Linked DNA regions of Mus musculus: region 2 is linked to region 1. Evidence: chromatin loops called from intact Hi-C (ENCODE). Cell type or tissue: heart. All regions are shown on one strand. Links, peaks and the distances in the headings refer to the core of each region. The heading gives the core; the rest is flanking DNA.

Region 1 (10,754 bases), core at 2,465-7,464:
ACCCCATGCCACTCTCACAGCTTTGTGGTGTTGTCCGTGATCTCCCTTCAGGACCACATGGGTGGATGGAGATACTGATAGAGGTGAGAGGAAAAACCGCTCCCCAACACCTGGGTGGAGTCAGATTTTGATCTCTTTCATCATCTATCTATCATTTATCTATCACCTATTATCTATCTATCTATCTATCTATCTATCTATCTATATCTATCAATCATCTATCATTTATCTCTATTTTTCTATCTATCATCTACCTACCATCTATCTATCATCTACCTACCTATCTATCTATCATCTATAATTTATCTATCATCTATCTTTCTATAATTTATCATCTATCTCTATCTACTATCAATCATCAATCTATTTATCTATCATCTACCTACCATCTATCTATCTATCATCTATTCATCTATCTATCATGTATCCATCTATCATCTATCTATAATTTGTCTATTATCTATCACCTATCTATCTATCTTTCTATCTCTATCTATCACCTACCTATCTGTCATCTACCTATCTGACATCTATCTATCATCTATCAAGCAAGCAATCATCTACCTATTATCTATCATTTATCTATTTATCCATCCATCTATCATCTATATCTATCTATCTATCTATCTATCTATCTATCTATCTATCTATCTACCCATCCATGCACCTATCTATCATCTGTCTATATGCAGTCACCACACACGGGCACATACACATTACAGAAGACCCTGACTTTAAGATGTTCCCACTTAACAGTTTCCCACTTTATTGTGGCATCAAAGCAATCCTCACTAAAAAACAAACTTGCATATTTTTTGCCTGCGATTTGGTCCCAGGGTAGTATTCTGCATCTGATACTTCACCAGCCATGATTGACAGCTCCATTAACATCACCCTCACAAGAGCACCCCTCACTGCAGCACATGTGGTTGCTAAGCCTCTGCAGTCTGTAACTTGTACACTGAACACACTTTCAATGGAGAACAGTGTAGTGGCCTTCTTGACTGTGAACCTGATGAGATTCAAAATAGCTGTGGGAAAAGCCTCTAGGAAGGTATGTGAGGAGTCTCTGGACTGGGTTACTACGATGGGAAGATCTCCTATAACTGGCCACAGCTCTGTCCTGTGGGCTGGGATCTCAGCCTGCATTCAAAGGAAAATGGGGAAGTGAGCCGAGCCCCAGAACCCCCAGCATTCCTTTTTCTCTGCTTACAACTGCAGATATATTCTGACCAGCTGCCCCATGTTCCTGTCACCAAGCCTTCTGGCCACCATGGACCGTACCTGCGCATGGTAAGTCCCCCAAACTCCCTTCTCTGTGCTTGTGTGCTGCTTACATCGGGTATTTGAGCCAGCACTGAGAACGGTAACGGACACAGATAGGCTGGGGACACTTTCATGAGAAGAGTCTGCATACCCACATGGACGGTGTGTCTGGACCGATGATGTAGCCCTGGGCAAGCCTCACCCTCTGTGTGCAATGGTTTCTCTGTGTATGGAGTCAAGTTTCTGTGAGTGGATATGATTTACAAAACTCTTTGAACTGAGCCTCGCCACAGCTCTTATTAATGCTAGCGATTACCGCTGGTGAGATGTGCGAGAGGGTTCAGAGGCTGCCAGCTCCCTTAACAGCAGAGTTTATTCAATAAAGCAGGGAATGCATGACCTAAAGAGGTAGCTAAGGAACCTCCCCACCCAACACAAATAAAGGCATTTTAATTTTGAGTGGAAAAGCACTGTATATTTATATTTTTCTTCAAAACTTGGTCCTTAGGTATAAAAGGATGTGTGCATGTGTGTGCGTGTGCATGTGTGTACATGCAAAAATTAGACCTCAGGTATAAAAAGATGTGTGAGTGTGTGTGCATGTGTGAGAGTGTGTGTATATGTGTGCATATGTGAGTGTGCATGTGTGTGTGCATGTGTGAAAGTATGTGCATGTATGTGTGTGCGCATGTGTGTGCACATGTGCATATGTGTGTGTATGTATGTGCATGTGTGCATACACATGTGTGTGTGCATGTGAAAATTAGACCTCAGGTATAAAAAGATGTGTGTGTGTGTGTGTGTGTGCATGTGTGTGAGTGCATGTGTATTTTTCTCAAGACAATCTATTTCAGATGCACATCAGATCCTGACTATCATAATATCTAGAGAAAATGGAAGAGGAAGAAAGAAAGTGAAGGGAGGTGGAAAAGAAGAGAGGATGGAGGGGAGAGAGGGAAAGGAAGAAGGGAGGGAGGGAGAAAGAAGAGGGAGGAATAAAGGGAGGCAGGCAAGCAGAGGCATGGAAGGAGGGAGGGGTATGCTTGAGGGAACATCTCAGCCAGTCTCAGAGCACCAGCGACCTGCACACTCACTCCCTGTCAGCTCTGACTCCCATGCAGCAGAGGCAGATTTAGGCGACAGCAAACATTGCTGCCTACAAACCACTGTGAACCAAGGGGGGCAGATTCAGGACCGACCAGACGCACCATCCTTTCTCACCCAGGGACGCCTCAGGGAAGCTGGCTCCAGACCGCTTCTCCCTGCCCTATCCCCTTGTCCTCACTAATTCTCTGGGAAACTCTGGCTTCCCATTCCCTGGGAGGCTGGAGGGAGTTCCCTTGGTTCTTGCTGGATTGCCAGAGATTGAGGGACCAAAAAGTCTCAAGCAAACGAAGATAAGAAATCAAAACTAGTACTGTCTTGCAGACCCTGAGGTTCTCAGTGGGAGGGGGATCCAGGAGAGGCAGGAAGGAACAGCTGGAATTAACTCTCATTCAAGACTGTGTCTCAGCTCAGGCTACTGTAACAAAGAGCCTACTCCTTGTTACAACATGCAACAACAAACATTCCTTCCCCATAATCCCAAAGAACACAGGGTCTCTAAGATCAGACTGCTCTCTGTGGTCCTTTTCTGTTCACTCTGGAAGCTTTTTTGTATTAGGTGGGACTGGAGACGGGAAGTAAGCCTGCCCTGGTGGGCAGCATCCTATCAGGCTTTAGAGACTTCCTGGTTGCATTCATGAGGGCTCCACTCTCCCAAACTGATCACTTTCCTTGGTCGCATGTCTTGGCACCTTCACAGATTGTGTGTGGTGGGGTGTTCATACATCCTTTGGGGATGGTACATGTCCACCCCATAGCACCCTGATTAGATGGAATGACAAAGTCTTGCACACACAAGGATTGAGGTTCAATCCCCCAGAATCCATATTAGAAAGTCAGATGCAGTGTTGTGCACTTATAATCCCAAGCCTGGGGAAGCAGACACAGGAAGATTCCCTACTTGGCAAGCTCCAGGCCAGCGAGAGACTGTCTCAAAAACAAGGTAGATGGTTCCCTAGGGACACCAGAGGCTGTCCTGTGGCTTTTGTACACACAATTACATATATGCATGAACACACACACACACACACACACACACACACACGAGTCAAGATAACCAAATTTGAAATCAGTATTGTACTCACTTGCTGTGACCCTTTGATGCTAATTTACTACATATAAATCATTGAAACTATGTTGTTATTTCGTGGAAATTGTACCAAGTGAGCACTCATTCAATGAATTATCATATAGTGAACATACTACTGTCATCTCATTTTTTTTCTTTTAATGGATGAAGGATTTCCATCTAACTTGTTTTGGGGGCGAATGACTGTAATCCCAACACTGAGGAAGCTGAGGCAGGAGAAGCTTGAGCTAACCTGGGCTACAGAAAAGATCCTGTCTTAAAAAGAGAGAAGGAGAGGAAGAGGGAGAGTGCCCAAGGCCAAGCAGATCGATGTAGACATTTTCTTTGTTTCCTCCGGTATTGATTCTCTATGTCGATTCTGTCTCTGAGCTACCGAAAACAACCCAACTCCCAGAACGCCTTACAATTCCAGTCCCCTTGCCAGCGATGGAAAATTCTAGAGGGTTAATATTTAAAATGAATATTCTGGATACAAGAAGCACTTAGGATTCTATACATGTTGTCTCTCTGTGTAAGGTTCTCCCATGGGTTTGCTTTGCTTACATCAGCCATTCTCTGAGTCCATGCAGGTGCAAGATGCGGAAGGCAAGTTACCCATTGGGATAAGAAGTAATAATACTCCATTAGAGTAACACAGGGCTATAAACAACACTGAGATGACAGTGGCAGGTGTGGCTTGCCAATCTTTTTAGGTGATTTAAACAGCAGGAAACTGAGCTGTTAAACTGGCATATATTGCCTGCTGAAAGGAGTCCAAAAATGTGTGTGTGTGTGTGTGTGTGTGTGTGTGTGTGTGTGTGTGTGAATGTGTGTATGTATATTACATTCGCAAACCAATTAAAGGTAAGGATTCCTGGAAATGGCTTTCTCATCCAGAATGGAGGGTGACTGAGCACAAGCCCAACTGCACGCATGCTCGACTAGAAGGGTCTACAGGTACATCGCGGGCAAAAGCCACTGCCACTTCATTTGCTGGTGGAATGAGTCTCGAGGCTAACTGAGGTAAGGATCCACTTTCTCTGGGTAAGGCAGTTGTGGGTTGATAGACAAGTGTGGAGGTATGGAGCAGAGATGAGGGATTCGGTGCATGGCTGGGGATAGGAAGTCCGCCTGCATCAGAGGTCTGCAACGTGGGCAAGCTTGAAAACCTCCTGCAAACAGGTTCAAGTTCTCCGGACCAATGCCAGTTACTCCAGTCTAAAGGAGGCCATCGCTTTGGGCCAAGCTGCTGTGTGAGCCCCTAGCAGTCCAGATCGGGCCAAAATGGAATCAAGGCACTATCACTAAGATGACCATCAAACTGGCTTTGAAAAAACTGTTTTGGGCTAGTTTCCCCCGAGCATGGGCGTCCCAGTCAGCTGAATGAAGTCAGTGAGGAAGTTCTTTTTCAGCAATGGAAGGGGAGAACTCTGCGGAGAGAAGCCTCGCTTTTGCTCTTGTTTCTGCTTTCCACAACTCTTTCTGCCGTTTCTGCCGCTCAGGTCAGGTCACTGGAAGCTCCTTCTACTTCCAGGTTGCAATAAAAAAGCTTAATCAGATCTTTAGACTCTTACTACCTTGTCTCAGATATTCATCTCGGGAGGTGGAGGCCAGGATAAATTGAGGTTAGCTGTTCTCCAGCTGACTGCTCCGCAGCCAAGTGAACATTGTACACGGAGTTCAAATCCCACCAACGGCTGCTCCTTCAAGGAGGGTTTCTATTGCTACATAGGAGCTCACTTGCAGCCTGAGGTGAGGGTCTCAGGGACAGAACTCAGATACTTAAGTAGCAACGGCCAAGTATCTGGAATTTCCACGAATGCATCCGTGCAGACACCTCACGTGAGTCTGGCACATAGGACTGTTCCCAGACCTTACAGCCAGCCACTGCCACATAGCACCAGGAGTAGGGAAGAATGCGCGTGCGCCTTGTGTGTCGGGAAGGGGGGGGGGGGAGCGTTGGAAACGCATGCGCGACCACGGGGCGGGGCGGTGCTTTCCCTGCCGACAGGGGCGTGGCCTTCAGCGTAAGGGGTGGAGCCTGGCCGCCCATTCTGACCCCCGACCGCCCCGCTCTGGACCACCCCGCACCCAGACCCCCACGCACATGTCGCGGCACGTGTTCCTCACCGGGCCTCCAGGTGACCCAGAGCCTGCGGGACTTGGCGGGGAGGTAGAGCGCCTGGACCTCTGTCCGGTCTCCGGCCTGGCTTGGTGTATCGCAACCCGGCGAGAGGGAAGGCCAGGAGGACTGGGGAGCACCGGTTACATGTCCCCAAGGACCGGTTGTCACCCGGGTCTCGCGCCACTGAGGCCCAGGTGTACTCTGTAGACTTTAGAGTCAGTTGAACAGGCAGAGGCTTTGGGGAGGAGCAGGGGGCCGCAGTTGGAGGCGCGCCGGCCTTGCACAGCATGCCCTGCATTTGAAATCAGGGTGCAGTTGGGTCCCCAGCTTCCTGCTGTAGGGTTCACCCGGAGCCATCATCAATACCTATGTTCATAAGAGGTTTAGTGAACACCGGACTCACAGGCTTTCCCCTCCTCCCCGAGGAGAACCTGGGAGTACTGTCAGTCCCGGATTTGCACCTCTACACCCCTGCCTCCTGTCTCAAGAGTTAGTAATGCTTCGCCCCTTGCGCTACAGGCCCCACTCCAGTGTGTCTCACTAACATCCCAAAGGGTTTGGCTTTCTAAGCCCCTCTCCAGCAAGTTAGCGAGACTTTTAAAAAGAAAGCACCCTTTGTCAGCACCACTGCCTCTCAGCCTCTTCCTAAATATTGACCAGCATCTGTAAGTCATCTCAGAGGGGGCTTTGCTCAGCTGGTTTTTTTTTTTTTTGGTTTGGTTTTTGAGACAGGGTTTCTCTGTGTAGCCCTGGCTGTCTTGGAACTCACTCTGTAGACCAGGCTGGCCCCAACTCAGAAATCCACCTGCCTCTGCCTACCAAGTGCTGGGATTAAAGGCATGGGCCACCACTGTCTGGCTTGCTCAGCTGTTTTTAACATAACAATCCCTGTGAGGAGATAGCCTCTGGGTCAAGAGCTCTTGGGCTGCTGTGTGTTGTCTGTTTGGAAATACGGATATATGGAGTTTGAAAGTTGCATTTATTTACGTATGTGAGTGTGTGCGCAGGTGTGGAGGTCAGAGGACAACTTTGAGGAGTTGGTTCTTGTTGCCCCATTGAGCCGTCTTGCTGGCCCATAAATATACTCCCCTCCCCTTATAATAAAAGTGCTGCCTGCTTGGTATGAGAGCTAAAGTGAAATGTTAAAGTGACAGGCTTTTTGTTGGTGGTGGGGTGTGTGTATGTGTGCAGTGTTTGGGATGTAAATAATAAAAGACAAAAAGCGGGGGTAGCCCCAGGGAACTCCACCCTCAGGAGCTAAGTGTGGGACCTTTGTTCCTTATTGTTCTAGGCCACAAACATCTGCTGTTGGCACATACATACTTTTGCTTAAAATCCATAAGGATTATGCTGCAACCCTCTGGCCCACCACCACTGACCCACCTTCACAGCCAGGCTTCATGCCCTATAAAGGCTTAACGACCTCCCCACACAGTACCATCTGCCTGATCAGACACAAGAGTGGCTGGAGGGATGCTTTAGATTTAAACCAGAACAGAGGGTAAATCTAGGAGTGAAGGAGGTCCCAGATATGTCCTGGGACTGCATTAGAAGTAAGTAAACTTCATGCCGCCGCCTGCCTCTGCTGGGGTGGAAAATCCCTCACACCTGGAGCAATCTGGCAGGCAGTGACATTTGCAGCCCGTCCTGTTTGCAGCTATTGCTTTTTTGCAGGCCAGATGGGCTTGACAAGGTAAAACTTCTTGACCCCTCTTCTTCCTTTGTCTCTTTCAGGGGTTGGCAAAACAACCTTGATCCAGAAAGCCATCGAGGTCCTGCAGTCCTCCGGGCTGCCCGTGGATGGATTTTACACACAAGAAGTCAGGCAGGAAGGGAAGAGGATAGGATTCGATGTCGTCACCCTGTCTGGTGCCCAGGGGCCTCTGTCCAGAGTTGGGTACTGGTGTTTTGTTTCTGCAGGGGTGGGGGTGGGGTGTCTCTAGCCTGGCCTCTGTACTTCTTGGGAACATTTCTTCTCTGTATGAGTGCATGTGGTCCATGGGTCTGTGCAGAGGCCAAACGGGGACATCTGATGTCCTGCTCTGTGGCTCTCTTCCCTGAGACAAGGAGTCTCCCAGTACCTGGAGTTCCATGGTGGCCAGCCCTGGAAGTGTCATGGGCAAGCCTCAATCACTAAGCTATACCCCCAGCTCTCTGTTTAATTTTAACCTTAGTTTTGATACAAGGTCTTGCTATGTATGGAACTCACAGAGATCCACCCGCCTTTGCTTCCTAGTACTAAGATGTGTGCACCACCATGCCCAGCAACCCCTTGCTTACTTTTTATTTTGAGAAAGTCTAAGTTGCCCAATGGCCCCTAAGCTTTTTGTTCTCTTGCCTTCACTTGCTTCAGCCTCCTGACTAGTTAGAACGATGACAGGAGACCTGCCACATTGGGCTCAGCTCTTGTGCTGTGGTGTGTGCACTCACTGGAGAGACCTCACTGTTAATACTGCATCTTAGCGAGGGTTTTACTGCTGTGAACAGACACCATGACCAAGACAACTCTTATGAGGACAACATCTAATTGGGGCTGGTTTATACATTCAGAGGTTCAGTCCATTATCATCAAGGTAGGAACATGGCAGCATCCAGGCAGGCATGGTGCAGGAGGAGCTGAGAGTTCTACCTCTTCATCTGATGGCTGCTAGCAGAATATTGGCTTCCAGGCAGCTAGGGTGAGGGTATAAAAGCCCACTCCCACAGTGACACACCTACACCAACAAGGCCACACCTCCAAATAGTGTCACTCCCTGGGCCAAACATATACAAACCATCACACACTGCAAGACTGAATTTGGCCAGAGTGGTGCTGACATTCAGAGAGGGCCTGGTTTCAGGAGAGAAACCACAGTGAGTCCAACCTTGTACACTCTCTCCTTTTATATGGGGATTGTTAAGGGTGTGTGCAGAGAGCAAGTGGGTCAGCAGAACAGACCAACCCCAGAAATCGGTGGGGAATCCTCCAGCAAACAGTGTCTTCTTTCAGGTCACAGCCTCTACCTGGAAAGCCCGAGTGTCGAGTGGGGCAGTATGTGGTGAACTTGGATTCTTTTGAGCAGTTGGCACTTCCTGTCCTAAGAAACGTGAGTGTATGTTTTCTGTCTTGAGAGACTGGCGGCCTCTGTGTATTGTGGGACTTGCTGGCCACTTGAACACAGTGGTTTTGTCCCTATAGTTAGGTTGTGTCTTATGGTTTAAAAAGTCTTCTAGCCACTGAACCTTGCTAAGGATAGGCAGTCCAATTGACTGTTGCCCTGAGCTGTCACATGCCCAGAGCATGTGTAAAATATTTCCTGTTAGGAAGGCTCTAATGCAGGTCTGTATCCCCGTGTTCTGGTGCCCAGAGCTTGCTTGAGTGTGCACCAAAGAACCTGTAAATAGTCTACACACTGCTCCATGTACACAGAGCCTACTGTCAGGGGGTACGTACCGCGTAGGTGGAGCCTGGAGCTCTACCCGAGGAGCTAGTCACTGCCTGCTAAGGACAGCCTCTGTCTTCAGAGGCCTGGGGATGCTATGGTCTGTATTAATGTGCTGGAATCCCACCCACTGAGCTCTCCTCTGCCTCCCCTCTCCCACCCCTTCCTCAGTTCCTCTGGGCATTTTTGCCCCATTTCTGGGCTGAGCCATGCTGGCTGCTCTGTTGCTACAAGCTGGGGACAGACAGAGATTTTTATTTCCCCTGGGACCCATGCCCCTCTCTCTCATATCTACACAGCATCAAGAAGCGTCCGATGACATCCCGAGTGGAGAGTCCAGCTTTGGGCATTGGATCCATATACAGAATTGAGTTTTGCTCAGGCAAACAGAATCCTGGGAAGAGGCAAGAGCCCGTGCTCCCGTGTGCTCGCTGGCTGGGTCAACAACTTGCCTCTTGTTTCTAATGGGAAAAGGACATAGAAACGGTTCATAGCTTTACAGTCACCCATGTTTCTGTAATGATTACAGCCATAGACTCAGGCCGTCAAACTGGACTTGGGTGAAATAATCACGACCTGTGCCTGATATTCCGGGCTATGTAGACATTGGTTCACATCCCCCCAGGAAGGGCCGTGCTCTGTCCTCATGCCTCCAAGCAGTGATGGAGGAGAAGGCTTGGTGGCTGCCCAGGGCTCCTGGGGACCATGTATCATGGCACCCACTATGGGAAATAGTTTGTCAGGCTGCACTTCTGCTGGCGCTGAGCACTTCACACATGCTCAGTAGAAATGTCCTCTGGTTTGCATTAAGGGATAATAGAAATACATACTTTTAATGATTTATTAAGTGAGTGTTTTAGAATCTAGCTCATTGGTTCAGCCCCCTCTCTGTGTTTCATGTTTTGATGTAAGTAGATCTTGCTTTGCTTTGTTTCATTTTATGTGTCTGGGTGTTTTGGCAGCCTGTGTGTCTGTTTACCAAGTGTGTGCAGTATCCTCAGAGGCTAAATGGGGGCATCTAGTCCCCTGCAATTAGAACTACAGACAGTTGTGAACCACCTTGTCCTGGGAAACACAGGCCCTCTGAGAGAGCATCCAATGTCCTTAGCTGCTGAGCTACCTCCCCAGTCCTAGCCAGATATTTCTTAAAGCAAATGACCTTTAATTTGTTGATTCTACTTTTCCGTTCCTCACATTGATACTTTGTTTCTTTCTTTCCTTTTTTTTTTCTTTGATTAGCACAGAAAAGCTCTGTCCTGATCCAAATTAATGCAGCATTTTACCTATATGTATTTTCTGATGTGAGCTTGTTAAAAATGCATTTTTAATCCATCTGGATTTGTTTTGAATATATGGCATGCAGTGACACCCTTAATTAGTTTCTTCGAGATACTTGGCCAGTTTACTAAAAGCATTTGCTAAAAGCCCATGTCTAATTAGTTTATTCTCTGTAAATTGTGCTTTAAAGCTCGCGCGCATGTGTGTGTGTGTGTGTGTGTGTGTGTGTGTGTGTGTGTGGACTTGGGGGTCCTCTTCTCTTTCACTGGCCTTTCTGATTCTTGCCTGAATACCACTCTAGTTTGGGTACCAAGCTAGTTAACTGTGTTATTTTAAAAAATATTTTATTTTTAAAGTATGAGAGAGAAAGTGTGTGTGTGTGTGTGCTTGCGCACATGTATGTGTGTGCACGGGCATGTATGTGTGTGTATGTAAGAGTTCATGTGCACCTACATGTCCACACATACATGTCAATGTTCATAGACACTAG
Region 2 (10,754 bases), core at 3,046-8,045, 140 kb before region 1:
AACTAACTGGCTAAAGTCCCTCAGAATGAACAGTCTTTTGTCTGTCTATAGGCCACTGTACCAGTATATGGGCAGGGAAGCAAGGATTACATCAAAGGCAGCATGCTGTGAGCTGAGATGACCAGGCTCTCAATGCACATACTGGACAAAGGCAGCTGACACAGGCAGTTGGAGGATGGGGGGCGGGGAGGACAGGGGATGCAGGGCCAGCTACCCAGAGCACGCTGAATTGCAGCAGGGGCAGCCTATGGGGAGTGAGCTCTCCCAGCTGAGACCCAGAGGTACCCTGGAAATGTAAGCAGGATTTGATTTATGTTGGGGGCATGGAGATTTGGGGTCAGGCCCTTTAAGGACAAGCATACCTGAGTCTGAGCTTTGAGACTGGGGAGGTGCCAATTATAATGTTTGGTTGTCTCTTCTTTTCTGGAAGCGTCTATTCCTGCCGTGTCATTTATGGGTCTGGAGAGAGCCGTAAAACCACGGAGCAGCAGCAGATGAATCCGGGCTATTAGAGAAAACAAGGTGGATTTGAGGGATTTTTATCCTCCTTATCCAAAGGCTTTCTCTAAACCTAAACGCCCTAACTACCTTGAGCACTTGGAAAGATCATCTGTCTTCCTCCTGTGACTTTTTACTTACAAAGAAAACACGGCTCCATGCCTTGAGCCCTTTGGGCCTTCTGCAGTTAATGTTTTACGGTCTGATAATTATGTTATAAAAGTCTAAGCAATTCAAACGTGCGCTTTAGAATTAGGGTCTGAGAAGAGTGTTCATTTCAGAAAGGCAGGGGATGAAGTAGGCCCTGCTCCCCATCCCTGAGCTGGAGGATCAAGAAAAGTCTTTTGAATAAGCCAGGGTGTCCAAACCACCCCTTGGTGTAAGCAGGGAAGCTGGGGTTGTATCTCCAGCCAGGATGCCAGGATAGGGATTGCGCAGGGAGAATCGCTCAGTGAGTTCTGGAGGGGAGTCCAGGAGTGCAAAACAGAGGACGGGAGGGGGTCAAAGGGCTGGAGATGCAGGGAGGATCCGGACTCATGGAAAACACACCCATGAATGTAAAGCACCAACAGGAATGGAAGCATCAGGGGATATCGGTTGGTTCGCACGGTATGAGGCCATGCGTGTGATGGACTCATGTCAGGAAACAGGACAGCAGGTTAGGCGAGCATTCACCTGGAACCCCCTCCCTCCGGGCTACCAAGATGGCTGTCCTGGAAGCCTGTCTCCGTGCATCCTCCTTAGAAGGGATCTGCTTGCAGCCTTTCCCTTATTCCTCCTGAGTGTTTGTCCTTTGTCTCCCCACAATGAGTGTGTTCAATGAGCATCCATTACAGTTCCCCACCGTGGACGTAGCCTTTGTCCCTTAACTCAGAAATGCGCCTGAGCTGATCCGACTGGAACCTGCTGTCACTGAAGAGACAGCATCTCCCCATCCCCCTACAGTGTCCCATCTTTATCCAAAGACAGACATCTGTAAAAACTACTGTTCTAAATCAGACCACTGGCAAAAGTAGGAGTGTACGTATCGTTGTTGGTTTATTTTGTTTGTTTGTTTGTTTCACAAGTATTTGCTTCCTTGCCTTATTTCCCTCGATCTCATGACATTCATCAGTCCCTCCCTCTCAAATACAAGACTCCATTACACAATCCAAGAACTTCCCTCCCTCCCTCCCTCCCTCCCTCCCTCCCTCCCTTCCTTCCTCCCTCCCTCCCTCCCTTCCTTCCTTCCTCCCTCCCTCCCTCCCTTCCTTCCTTCCTTCTTTAAGGTAACAACCATTCTGATTTAGGGTAAAGCTCTTTTATTTGGCCCATGTGAGTAGATGTGGCTTTGCTTCAACTTGTGTGCAAGGAGGCACAGCAAAGGAACTGTCAATGTCACTGCTCAGTTATTAGGGGAAGATTTGTATTGTGAATAAGAGAGAGAACATATCCAGAGGCGTCTGGACAAATCCGGAACAGAGGGAAAGAGAAACGGACTGGAGGTGGTGAGGGCGACTGGTGTGGGAGAGGTAGTAGAGCTACTGAGATAGCAAGAACACAAGGGAGGAGAGAGACGGGGGAGGGGAGGGAGGAGAGGAAAGAGAAGAGAGTAGAGGGGAGGGAGGGAGGAGGGGTGGAGAGGGTGGAGAAGGGAGGGAGGGTAAAGGGGAGGGAATATGGGGGAGGGAGGAGAGAAGAGGGAGAGGGAAGGGATGAGGGAGGGGAGGGAGAGAGAGAGAATAGCAAGAGTATACAGAGAGTGTAAGAGGATAACAAGAGGTAGAGAGTGTGGTATAGACAAACCATGTGGATTATAAGGAGAATGAGTTACTAGGGGAGCAGGCGGTCAGGAGTTGGCATGGACTTTTAAATGTATAACAGGTACACTATGCTGAGTGTACTGGCTAGTTTTGTGTCAACTTGACACAGCTGGAGTTATCACAGTGAAAGGAGCTTCAGTTGAGGAAATGCCTCCACGAGATCCAACTGTAAGGCATTTTCTCAATTAGTGATCAAGGTGGGAGGGCCCCTTGTGGGTGGGACCATCTCTGGGCTGGTAGTCTTGGTTCTATAAGAGAGCAGGCTGAGCAAGCCAGGGGAAGCAAGCCAGTAAGGAACATCCCTCCATGGCCTCTGCATCAGCTCCTGCTTCCTGACCTGCTTGAGTTCCAGTCCTGACTTTCTTTGGTGATGAACAGCAGTGTGGAAGTGTAAGCCAAATAAACCCTTTCCTCCCCAACTTGCTTCTTGGTCATGATGTTTGTGCAGGAATAGAAACCCTGACTAAGACACTGAGGGATGCTAAAGACCAGCCTGGGCTTTGATGTGCTCTGCAGGTTTATGACAACGGAGACCCATAGGCCCCCTCCTCTCTCCCAACTTTCTTGGGCATTTTCTTGATTAATGATTGATGCAGGGTGCCCAGCCCATTGTGGGTAGTGCCTTCCCAGGGTAGTTAGTCCTGAGTTCTATAAGAAAGCAGGCTGGGCAAGCACTGAGGAGCAAGCCAATAAACTGCACCCCTCCATGGCCTCTGCACCAGCTCCCGCTTGCCTCCAGGATCCTGTCTCCAGGTTCCTGCCATGGCTTCTCCCACTGAAGGAGTGCTTTTGGCCCGAACACTACCTTTGAGTTGTGACACTCCATTATGTTGCTTACGCAGGATTATATAATCACAGTTACAGCCTGATGGAGGGAATTTCACAACTGGGGTTCCCAGATGACTCTGGTTTGTGTCCGCTTGGCAAAACGCCAAGCAGCACAGGTAGTCCATCACGGTACATAAGTCAAGGAGTCAGGCACATGAAGCTGGTCCCCTCACACACAGAGACAAGAAGCAGACAATTCGGAATGTATCTGCTGCTCAGCATCCTTTCACTATCTCATATTATCCAGGATTCCAGCCAGGGAATGGCACTGCCCACAGTGGGCAGGACTTCCCACCTAGATTAACACAATCAAAATAATCTCCCACAAGCACACCCCAAAGCTCATCTCCTAGGTGATTCTAAGGATCTGTCGAGCTGATAATTGATACTACCCAACACCTTGGGGGCAATTCATAAGACGTTTATACTGGCATAGAAAGATGGCTCAGTGGTTAAGAGCACTGGCTGCTTTTCCAAAGGACCTGGGGTCTCTACAGAGTGCTCACAAACTCCAAGGGCTCTGATGCCCTTTTCTGGCCTCTGTGGGCACCAGGCAGGCACGTGGTACACAGACATATACGCAGACAAGCACCCACACATATAAAATAAGGTATTTTTAAAGTTTTATAGTCATCTAATAATAAGCTTCCAAATACAGAAGGCAAACATTACAGAGCAAAAATAGAAAGTTATGAAGTCACAGTGATTTTAAAAGATTTCCATGCGTCTCTCACAGAAACTGATGAAACATACGATGACCCATAAGGATCCAGAAAAAAAAAAAAAACATGTGGAAAATCTAGGCTAGGGATTTTTAAGATGTGAAAGTAGAGATGGAATTATTTGGCAGGAGGAAAAGACCCCATGGGACCTGTAAGAGGGGGGAATGGTGAAGAACAGGAACCAAACGCACTACATGGATGCATGAAAACACTTGTGCTCTGTGAAGTTAATTATATTGACGAAAACTTCCAGTGGTGATGAGGGTCCAGCAAGATGCCCACTGTGTAATGGCGTCAGCCAGCAAGCCTGATGACCTGAGTTCAGTCCCCTGAACCCACTTGGGAAAGAGAGAGAAACAACCCTGGCAAGTTGTCCTCTGACCTCTACCTGTGTGCCTACAGGAAGCAAGTAAAATGTCCTGTGTGGTTGTAGCAAACCAAGAGATATTGGGTTGTCGTTTGTATAGTTCAGAAATGGTCCAATGTAGGTGATGGTCAAAAAGATGAAATGAAGCTCTTCATTTTATGTTATTCGTCAGCAGCTGTAAGATGGTGAATTTTGTGGTCTTTTCCCATGTTATTTGGGCTTCTATGTGTTTCTAAGACTGACACTTGTGCCTGTTCACAAACCCAGAAAGACCACCAAGGCACAGACTCTGATGCAGCAGAATAGGAGTTGCAACCTGAGCTCAGTTTCAGGCAAGCATTTATAGAGGCAAGAAGAGGGTATCTAGCCTGATGGGGGAGGGGGGGCATTGTGGCCTTTAACATATTTGGCTGGTGCTGGGAGCCAAACCATAAACTTAACTTCTGTTTTCCTCCTGATTGGTGATTGTCAGAAAGTAGTGTCAGGGGCAGGCTCGTAACCTGGAGGTGCAGGTTTGTTGGTGGGTAACCTGGAAACTGGTGCTAGGTACTGCTGCCCTGTTAGTTAACTCGAGTTCAACCTTAGCAGGAGTCTGAACCCAAAAGATCTGGTCCCTCACACTATGCTGAGCCTTGTGCCACACACCTGTATTCCTAGAACTTAGGAGGCAGAGGCAGGAAGATGTGGAGTTCAAAGCGAGCCTCAGCTGCACAGTGGGTTTAAGACCAGCCTGGACTACATAAGATCCTGGCTTGTTTGTTTGTTTGTTTGTTTAAATAATAACAACAGAGTAGGTGGTTTCTGTAGTGTGTGATCATCTTCACACCCGTAACAGAATGAATGAGTGAACAACTGATAAATAAACCACTCAAAATAAAATCAAGACGAGAATAGCAAAAATAACCCATCACCTATAGGAAGGATGCTCTGACTAGTGACTGGTTGAGTAAAACATATTTCCGTCTTGGCTATCACATCCAAACCATAAGGAAGGTTTGGACCTTTCCCATGTCGCCTGACTGACTCAGGGCTATGTGGCCAAGGACTCAAATCACCATAGACTTCATTGCAATGTGGCCCCACAGGCTGGACTAAAGCTTTGATTTACAGCCCAGTAGGACTGTGAGTCATTAGTCTATGGCTCCCGCAGGATGGCACCGGACCAAGGTAATTAACCATGCTTATCAGGGGCATGCTGGGGTGCAGCTGGAGAAGGAACACAGATGACGAGGCTGAGAGACAAACGGTTTTGAGCGGTTTTTGGATCACGGCTCTCACCCTAATGGGATTCTCATAGCAAATGTGTGAATCTACTCCGACCATTTCTCATATCAGTAAGGTGAAGATTCTCCAGTGATTTAAAAAAAGAAAAAAGAAAAAAACTTCTCCAGGAATTTCTTCAAAGATTACACGTATTCTTTTTGATTGAGCCAGGAAGCCATGGAGAAACGAGGAGCAGATGTTGGCTCCTGATTGCTAGTTAGTTCCATTTCCAGCAGCTGGCAACCTTCACTCACTTTCGCTTAGGCTATATTTACCTACAAAGCTTAAAAAAGGCAATGTGAAGCAGGCCCAAACATCTGGATATTAAGTAAATTGGCCAGATGTTCTGGTGATTTATAAATAAAGGCTGAAGCTGGGGGAAAAGTGGGCGGGGGAGACATGAAAGAGGAAGAAAGCGAACAGGAAAAGAACTCATAAAGGAGCTGCCCACTCGTGCCCTCCGCCTCCTTGGCCTCTGTGGGAGACTTTGTGTGTCACCACTGAGAACACGGAATTAACAGGATAATACAATTTGGGACTCATCCCTGAGCAAGGAGGAGTGACCTTCAGTGGAAGGAGAGGAAATGAAAGTTGCCTCAAACTATTTTTATATTTTGTATCTAGAAGTTATTTTTTCAATTGCTCATCATTTTTGAATTACCTCTGTATAGTTTCTCAGGAGTCCGGCCAAGGTATTGATTGATTCTCTCAGAGATCCAGAATCTTTGCCAAACCATGGCAGGCTCTGTTTCCCAGGCTGGAGTTACTGACGACAATTGCAGGCATGGCCTTCTCGTGGGGTTGTTTTTCTTTTTAAAGGTGAAACCCATCTTGTTTTGCTCCTCCTCCTATTTCTCAGCATGATCTCCTTGTGGCTTACACAAGTTACTTCTTTTGTAGCCAAGACCAGAAAATGTAACAGACTAGCTCCAGGGAGAAAGCATCTTTCCTTCACAGGCCAAGGGGCTGGTCATGATGGTAGACTTATGGCAGCAGAAGTGGGAGGTCCATGGTCACCTATCCTTGAGATTTAGAATGAGGCCACCAAAACCAATCATCCACACCCCCAGTGGGCCACTCCCTCCCATGAGACTTCATCTCCCTAAGGCCGACAACCTCCTGAGATAGGCTGGGGAACGGAGTGTTCACACACGAGCCAGTTTGAAAGTGTTTACAGGAATTCTGATTTTTTTCTTTTATTTCTGAATTTCTCTTTCTTTTTTCTTTTCTTTTCACTCTGGGTCCCTCTCCCTCTGGCCCCACTTGCTCCTGCCCAAAGATTTGTTTATTTATTATATGTAAGTACACTGTAGCTGTCTTCAGACAAACCAGAAGAAGGCATCAGATCTCATTATGTATGGTTGTGTGCCACCATGTGGTTGCTGGGATTTGAACTCAGGACCTTCAGAAGAGCAGTCAGTGCTCTTAACCTCTGAGTCATCTCTCCAGCCCCTGAGTTTCTAATTTAGGGCCCCTTAAAAGCTCAAGCTTGAGTTTCTATCTCTGAGAGCCAGAACAATGACAGCAGAAATCTCTCTTTTGTAAAACCTTGCTGGATCCCCTGGAAACTTAGCAGGACTCTGAGCTGACTCTCTGAAATCACTTGATAGATCTCTTTCTAAGCACATTTTCTCCCATCTACCACCAGTGCTTCAGTTGGGTGTGCCTACATCTTAGACAAGAACTACACAAGGTTGGTTTCGAATTCTGATTGCCATTGAATTAAGATTAAATAAAGATTAAATAAGATTAAGAAACAGGACCAGAATGGATGACTGTTGTCTCAGTCAGAGTTTGTATTCCTTCACAAAACATCATGACTAAGAAGCAAGTTGGGGAGGAAAGGGTTTATTCAGCTTACTCTTCCACATTGCTGTTCATCACCAAAGGAGGTCAGGACTGGAACTCAAGCAGGTCAGGAACTTGGAGGCAGGAGCTGATGCAGAGGCCATGGAGGGATGCTGCTTACTGGCTTGCTTCCCCTAGCTTGCTCAGCTTGCTTGCTTATAGAACCCAGGATCACCAGCCCAGGGATGGCACCACCCACAATGGGTTGGGTCCTCCCTCCTTGATCACTAATTGAGAAGATGCCTTACAGCTGGATCTCAGGGAGGCATGTCCTCAAGGGAGGCTCCTTTCTCTGTGATAACTCCAGCCTGTGTCAAGTTGACACACAAAACCAGCCAGTGCAATTATGTAGCAGAGCTGTTTAAGCATGAACTCAGCATGTCAAAATGGAAACCACTCAACATCAAATCTCCCTCAGTCTTTGAACAAACTTCCACCAAGTTCCCTACACGCTAGACATGACTCTAGGTGCTGGGGACAGCGACCTAACGCCTGCCCTCCTCCAGCTCACCTTCTGGCAGCTGGAGTTTCATTTTCCTGATGAAGGCAATGTGAGGGAGAAAGGGTACATTTAATTCGAAGTTCCGAGTTATAGTCCATCATCGTGAGGCAGTAAAAAATGAGGTGGGGAGGGGTCACCTTGAAGCAGTTGGTCACTTTGAATCCACAGTCAAGAGCTTAAGGCAATGACTTAATGCAGTACTCTAACACTCTGCTCATTTTTCTCACTCTTGTACAATCCAAGATCCATTCCCAGGAAGTGGGTAGATCTTCCCACCTTAGTTAATGTAACCAGGGCAGTCATCCCACGGACTCTCCCACAGACCAACCCCCATCAAACCTTCCTCTCCAGGAGATGCTAGAGCAGTGGTTCTCAACCTATGGGTCTCGACCCCATTAGGAGGCCCACCGACTCCTATGTAAAATACAGATATTTACACTGTGGTTCCTAACAGTAGCAAAGCTACAGTTACAGAGTAGCAATGAAAATAATCTTTTGGGGGGGGCGGTATGTCACATCTGGAGGAACTGTACTAAAGGACTGCAGCATTAGGAAGGTTGAGAACAGCTGCTGTAGATTTTGTCAAATTGACAACCAAACCATCATATTAGATAACTAAGCTATAATAAGTACATAAACGATAAACAGTGAACAAGGTAGTTCAGACTGTATGGAAAGGAAACAATGAGCTGCACCACGGAGGAGGAAGAATCAACTGAATGATTCCCACTGGAGTTCTAGTTCAAACAAACCCGGCTCCTGGAGAAGCCCGGAGTTTGTGTGTTCAGCTCTGAGTTGCAGGAGACAAGGCTACTGAAAGAAAAATCTATTTCTATGTTAAGTCTTTGAAGAGATTGTCTCAAGTTTCTGAGTTGTTCTTTGAAGTAAAGAAGTAATTAGTTGGAAAGAAGTTAATTTGCACATGTAAAGATTTATCAAAATGCCAGAGCGGGTGTCCCAGTGGGCAGCTGAAGGGCTCCCAAAGGGCTGTGTAGGGCAAGGGTGCCTTTCCTTACAAGGCACACATTCCCACCCATGTTCATCCTCCCCCTCAGGCCCATGGAAAGAACATCCAACGCAAGAAGTGCTTTAGTTCCCATCTGAAAGTCTCTCTCCACAAAAGTACAGCACATTCCCCAGGATGGCTCTTCAGTCACACCAGCTCTCTTCTCTCCATTTGGATATATGTTCTCCATTTCTCTCTTGACTGAGTGCTGACACAGCACCAGCATTGCTGTATAAACAAGTGTCCACAACTGGTCCTCCATGGATACGTCCAAGAAGCACTTGGACACCCCACTCTAGACAGCCGTCCCTCCAGGAGCCATGTGGCATCGATGTTTAGCTTCTGTCTTTTTAAATGACTCTCACCTGAGTGACGGACTGACTTCCAGGAAACCTGGCACCATTTATAAATGACTAGCACACTGGTGTACGCCAGCACACACCCAGTCGGGAGCTGCGCTGCCCAAGGGGCTTACCAGCACATATCCAATCAGGAGCTGCGCTGCCCAAGGGGCTTACCAGCACATATCCAATCAGGAGCTGCGCTGCCCAAAGGGCTTACCAGCACTCATCCAATCAGGAGTTTCGCTGCCTGCTGGGCTTATCATCTGGGTTCTATTTGCTGTCACTCGGAAACTTTCCCTTTCCACTCTCATGTCCATCTCTCTCTTTTTCTATTATTTTCATCCACGTCTTTACTTTCTACTACTGGCCGCTCCCCGATGCCTGTGAGCCATATCACTTGCATCTTATCCCTGTGACAAAATATTATGACCCAGGTAAGGAAGAGCTCATGTTGGCTTAGGGTTCCAGCGGGAGAGCCCATGATATTGGGTTGGGGGATTAGATGGCGACAGGAAGCTACGTCAAGAAGCCAGGCGATCGTGCTGTTAACCACACACACAGAGCAGAGAGAGTGAGCTGAAGTTACAAACTCTCACAGCCTGGCCCCAGTGACACACTTCCTCCAGCCAGGCTCTGCTTCCTAAAGGTCCACAACTTCCCCCAAATAGTGTCACATGATGTCCATAGTCAGAAAGCAGAGAGAGCTGAGAGCTCAGGTCGCTTTCTTGTTTTATTCCGTTTTGGATGCTGACCCACGGATGGTACAACTGTATTTTAGGATAGGTCATCCCACCTCAGCTGCCTAATCTAGATAATCCCTCACAGACATGCATGGAGATTTGTTTCCATGGTGACCCTAAATCCTGTCAAGACAATCAATATTAACCACACGCCCAACTGATTAAAATCCACAGAGCCTGCCAGCCCTCTCCTGAGACATAAGTACTACAAAGTATGGTTTGGACAGTAGCCGACAAGATCACAGCCATTCAACCTTACCACAGAACCCCATGAGGGGCCCCCAATTTCCTTGGTATCGTCTGGTGACCATGAAGGGATCCGCTAGAGTTTCTAATACATACTTGGTGGTCTGAGCAGGGAAGTTACAGAAAGGTCTCTGAAGACAACTGTGGCCATAACTTACGGCTTTAGCAGCAGCCAATCCATACCCAGGGTGAGGCCCAGACAAGATCCAGGTGGCATTGCTCGCTTGCTGTTTCTAGTTATCATTGCTTGGTGGGACCTTGAAAGGGAGAGGCGCAGAGGGGACTCCAACACCAGCTCCCTTGCCACATGATAAGATCAATTCATTTCCTAAGACAGGCTAAGGAGAGGGGGGTTATAAGGCATCTAAAGCATGGTCACTTTGACCCAGATCTTGAAGGAAATGTCTGGGTGTTTGTCTGTACTTCATCTAGGAGCCCGTGGCGGGTGGAGTGGGGGGCTGACAGAGGAAATACAGGAATAGAGTTGAGGAGAAAAAGGAAGTTGTGAAGGCAGGGAGGGAGAAAAGAAGGCAGGCAGACTGACCGCTCAGACTTGCTGCTTCTGAACAGGTTTGCTTTCCTACTGAA

What was found. Peaks named below come from ENCODE experiments on the same cell type or tissue, not always from the same donor. Only the 100,000 strongest peaks of a DNase experiment are listed, where the experiment ranks them.
Region 2: it touches region 1 in a loop (2.2-fold over the local background); 1 of 42 quality-filtered maps calls a loop at or near these places.

Annotation. Positions count from the first base shown.
Region 1 is chr8:125,728,770-125,739,523 of GRCm38, forward strand. It overlaps Ntpcr (nucleoside-triphosphatase, cancer-related), which reads left to right and starts at 5,434. Exons shown (of 5, transcript NM_025636.5): 1 at 5,434-5,580; 2 at 7,299-7,461; 3 at 8,554-8,650. The coding sequence starts at 5,547. In heart, for the core only: no CTCF peak of the experiment used is centred there; a DNase peak (open chromatin) is centred at 5,502; H3K4me3 peaks cover 1,181 bases; H3K27ac peaks cover 2,583 bases.
Region 2 is chr8:125,590,429-125,601,182 of GRCm38, forward strand. The region is part of intron 2 of 4930567H12Rik (RIKEN cDNA 4930567H12 gene); the gene reads left to right. Among named protein-coding and RNA genes, the nearest start is that of 4930567H12Rik, 11 kb to the left of the region's middle. In heart, for the core only: no CTCF peak of the experiment used is centred there; a DNase peak (open chromatin) is centred at 5,383.